2 separate regions of the Homo sapiens genome follow, and region 2 is linked to region 1. The links are chromatin loops, found by intact Hi-C in ENCODE. Cell type or tissue: stomach. All regions are shown on one strand. Region 1 overlaps SH3KBP1 (SH3 domain containing kinase binding protein 1). Region 2 has its middle 7.4 kb from the start of SH3KBP1.

Region 1 (2,500 bases):
AGAGAGGTTCGTGAAGCCAGTGGAAGATGTAATTGTTCTTAACAGTGCGTGCCATCTGAGCAGCCTGGGAGAGGGTGGTCAGCCCCCAGCCCTCCACACACTCCATGGCTGCCTAGCTCCCTAGACACTGGTTTGCAGGAGGGTGTGGGGGAGGAAAGCCCTGAGATTCCTGCTTAGCCGGTTTAAGGGAGGGCAGTGCCTGCTCTAACTCAGTGGTTCTCAAACTTCAGCATGCCTCCGAATCACCTGGAGAACTTGTTCAAAGCAGATGGCTGGGTGCTATCCCCACAGTTGCTGACTCAGTAGGTCTTGGGTGGGCCTGAGAATTTACATTTTTAAAAGCTGCTGCTGCTGCTGCTGCTGCTGCTGCTGGTAGTGGTGGTGGAATCCACACCGTGACACCCATTGCTCTAGATTCTTCCAAGTTGTTGACGGTGCTCGCCCCTCCTTGCCTGGCTGCCTCTCAAGCGCCTGCTCGTGCTTCAGATTTGAGAGCCCCTGTTAGCATGCCCTCCTCTGGAAGCCTTCCCTTAGATCTCATGATTGCTCTCTCCTCCAAATGCCTGCCACCCGTGTTTAGCCTAGTGCTGGGCCCCATGCTGTGCTACTTGGGATGCAAACACCCCCGGACTTCTTTACCAGATTTAAAGCAGATCAAGAGTGTGTTTTGTCATCTCCACATGCCTTACGGTGTCGAGCATATGGTAGTGGCTCATTTAACAAACACTTGTTGAATGCCATGGTTCCTTAAAAGAGGGGGAGGTGCCAGTGCTTATATTTTGTTCAATTTTGCCTCTCCTGTCGTCCTTCCCAGCCTCCGTACATTTAGTACATTTAGTACATTTAGTACATTTAGTATGCGTGTCTTACATTCTAAGTAACCTATTATGCCATGGATTGCCACACAAAAACACTTTTAAAAGTCAGAGAAAGGCTTATTGTTCCTTGGTACTTAATGCACTTTATATTTTTTTGCTAAGCGATTACATTGAACAACCAACCTGTATATTGGTTTATGCACTTGTTTTCTTCTGCCAAGTTAGTGGAGGTAGGAATGTTAATTCAAATAGTCTTGTGTCAGTGGTCCTCTGGAGAAAGGGTATTGTGTTCTGTGTGAACCCAGATCTTCGCCAGGATTTACCTGACCAGGTGAATGGATGGATAGATGGACGATTGCATGCATGGACATGTAGTCACTGTAAGCAGCTCTCATTGGAAGCCAGGCATTGCCACTCCAGCTGCAGCGTCCGGGCTCACGCTGCTTCTCACCAGCCAGTAATCTTGCTGCCAAGTGCGGCTTTCAGAGGAGAGTAATTTCTTTCTCTTTAAACAGGAGCTAACATCTTTCAGAAAAAAGGAATACTGTACATAAGTTTAGGAAAAGCATCATCACTTTCAGATATATTCACTTAACAAAAAACGTATTACAGGGCCAGGTACAGTGGCTCCTGTCTGTAATCCCAGCACTTTAGGAGACCAAGGTGGAAGGATAACTTGAGGCCAGGAGCTCGAGACCAACCTGGGCAATATAGTGAGACCACATCTCTACAAAAAAATTTTTAAAAATTATGCAGGCATGGTGGTACACATCTGTAGTCTCAGCTACTCAGGATGCTAAAGTGGGAGGATTGCTTAAACCCAGGAGGTTGAGTCTGCAGTGAACTGTGATGGTGCCACTGCACTCCAGCCTGGGCAACAGAGTGAGACCTTTCCTCCATAAATATATATATGTGTATTTATATTTATAAATACATATTTATAAATATAAATATAAATATATTTATATATATATAAATATGTATTTTGTATATTTATATACATATATTTATATATATTTATAAATATAAATATATATTGACATATATTTATAAATATAAATATATTATATATAAATATATATAAATATATTATATATAAATATATATTATTAATATGGTAACATAAAATCAGTTGGACATTGTATATTTTGTATATACAATTAATATATATTTATCTATTTTGAAATATAGAAAAGAATATTACAAATATATATTCATATATTTGTAATATATATTTTATATATTGTTAATATAAATATTTAGAAATATATCATTAATATATATTAACAATATATATTTATAAATATAAATATAAATGATATATATTTATATATTTAGAAATATATAAACATATACCATTGATATATAAATATATGTTAACAAATATATACATATGTGTTAATAAATATATTAGTATATTAATATAGTTATAAGTATACATAAATAATATATATTATTAATAGCACCATAATTATTAATAATTATAATAATACTATAATTAGTAATTATATTAGTCCTGGTCAGACCCAGGTGTTCCAGTTCACAGTTTTTAGGAATTATATCTAGGAAAACCACAGTGACATCAGTCAGCAGTCTGTGTTCAGCCTGAGCAAGTGGAAACGCACATGAAGGCTCTTACAGTGATCGCTCCCTTCCTCAGATAGTAATATACTTGACCTTTA
Region 2 (2,500 bases), 310 kb before region 1:
CTGTCTCTATGGATTTGCCTGTTCCAGAAATCTCATATACATGGAACCATATAATAGGTGGCTTTCGACAACTGGCTTCTGTCACTTAGCATCATATTTTCAAGGGTCAACCATGTTGTGGCATAAATCAGTACTTCATTCCCTTTTGTATTCATTTTTTTTTTTTTTTTTGAGACAAAGTCTTGCTCGGTCACCCAGGCTGGAGTGCAGTGGTGCAATCTTGGCTCACTGCAGCCTCAAACTCCCAGGCTCAAGTGATCCTCCCACCTCAGCCTCCCATGTAGCTGGGACTACAGGCACACGCCAGCATGCCTGGCTAATTTTTGCATTTTTTTGTTTTTGTTTTTGTAGAGACAGGGTTTCGCTGTGTTGCCCAGGCTGGTCTTGAATTCCTGGACTCAAGCGATCCACCCACCTTGCCCTCCCAAAGTGTTGAGATTACAGGCATGAGCTACCGAGCCTGGCTGTATTCGCTCTTAATAACATTCAAATTTGAATTCATTATCTCCTCCACATCCCTACCCCAACAAAAACTTCCTTCTCCACTTAGTGGATTTCTCCACTTAGTTGAAACTCCATTATCTATCCAACTTCCAAGCCAACTAACAAAATATCTCTATTGAATCCTCCATCTTTGCTCCCTATCCTCTCGTCAAATCCACTGCCTCATCAGAGCCTGTCAAATGTATTTCAAAAATGGCTCTAGAATGTAACCTCTCCTCTTTGTTAGTATCATTGCCATCATATTTCTTGCCTTTACCACCTCTGGCCTGTTGCTGGCCTCCCACCTGCAAGCTCTTCCTCCAGTCCTTTCTCCACAGAGCTCACCAGTTACCTCCCTAAAAACAGCCTGCTTAGAAATCTGTGCTCCAGGCCAGGCACGGCGGCTCATACTGGTAATCCCAGCATTTGTGAGGCCGAGGTGTGTGGATCACTTGAGGCCAGGAGTTTGAGACCAACTTGGCCAACATGGTGAAACCCCATCTCTACTAAAAATACGAAAATTAGCCAGGTGTGGTGGTGCACACCTGTAATCCCAGCTACTCGGGAGGTTGAGGCAGGAGAATTGCTTCAACCCAGGAGGCAGAGGTTGCAGTGAACCGAGATTGTGCCACTTCACTCCAGCCTGGACAACAGAGTGAGACTCTGTCTCAAAAAAAAAAAAAAAAAGAAAAGAAAAGAAAAGAAAAAAGAAACCTGTGCTCCTACCCATTGCCTGCAGGGTCTTGTTTGATCTGGCCCTGACATAGAAACCATTTAGAATCAGACATTTCACTACACTCCTGCCCCTTCCACAGGAGACCCCTTGAAAATGCCATCTGTTCTGCAGACTCTGCACATCCTCACTTGTTCTTCCCTCTGTCAGGAACACGGGCCAATGTCTGTGCAGCCTGGAGGCTGAGCTCCAAAGGAACCCAGCCTGTGAAGGAGCCCCTGAGCTTAGCTTCTCCCGAAGGTTCTGGGACAAAAAGAGAAACTATGTTTGCAAGTCAATTCCTACTTTTAAATTTTCATTACCGATGAGATCAAAAGCCTCCCATAGTAATTTATCAGTTTCCATTTTTAAAAATTGGCCTGTTGATACAGTTTATTCCTATGTTAAATGCCATTGTTCTATTTAATGTTAACATTTATTTATTTAGACGGAGTCTTGCTCTGTTGCCCAGGTTGGAGTGCAGTGGCACAATCTCGGCTCACTGCAACCTGTACCTCCCGGGTTCAAACGAGTCTTCTGCCTCAGCCTCCCCAGCAGCTGGAATTAACGTGCGTGCACCACCACATCCGGCTAATTTTCATATTTTTAGTAAAGACGGGGTTTCACCATGTTGGCCAGGCTGGTCTTGAACTCCTGGCCTCAAGTGATCTGCCTGGGTAGGCCTCCCAAAGTGCTGAGATTCCAGGCGTGAGCCACCATGCCTGGCTTAATGTTAACATTTATTACAATATATATATCACACATATGATCTTAATGTCTGGTGCTTTGGGAACTTTTTTGATTATCATTTGATTTGCCTTTTAATTGTGAAAATGTAGTTCCTTACACATGACCCCTTGTGATTTTGGTGGGGGAGGAAACCAGCAGGATGGGTAGAAAACAGTAGAAACCATGTTTTTTGTTAATCTCCTGGGACCATTCTCCCAATTTACTATTTTCTTAGACAAAGCAGTGCTGTGGAAAAGGATGGAAAAATGTTCTTGGCAAGTTCATCTGTGCACCAGGGCTCTTTTTGCGCACTTTGGATACAAGCTTGTGTGACCAGTCAGCTTGGGAGTTGATTACTCAGGCATTCTTTGGATTTTTAAACGAGGACATCCTATTTTTGTAGCATTGTGGACATGCACGTCTCACCTTCTAGTTGCTTCCTTTGTGTTTTCCTTTGTTTACAAAGCGAGGCGTTCCCACAAACCTTGTAAAGAAGGTCATGGTTTAGCTGTTTCATAAGTGATCTACTTCTCTGATTTGATTCGTTTGTTCATCTTTATAGAGCAGGTGAACCCA

Evidence for each region. Hi-C counts contacts between places; a loop is a spot of excess contacts. Peaks named below come from ENCODE experiments on the same cell type or tissue, not always from the same donor. Only the 100,000 strongest peaks of a DNase experiment are listed, where the experiment ranks them.
Region 2: it touches region 1 in a loop (3-fold over the local background); 75 of 110 quality-filtered maps call a loop at or near these places.

Annotation. Positions count from the first base shown.
Region 1 is chrX:19,583,563-19,586,062 of GRCh38, reverse strand. The region is part of intron 12 of SH3KBP1 (SH3 domain containing kinase binding protein 1); the gene reads left to right. Among named protein-coding and RNA genes, the nearest start is that of MAP3K15, 69 kb to the right of the region's middle. In stomach, no CTCF peak of the experiment used is centred here; no DNase peak of the experiment used is centred here.
Region 2 is chrX:19,893,741-19,896,240 of GRCh38, reverse strand. No RefSeq gene overlaps it. Among named protein-coding and RNA genes, the nearest start is that of SH3KBP1, 7.4 kb to the right of the region's middle. In stomach, no CTCF peak of the experiment used is centred here; no DNase peak of the experiment used is centred here.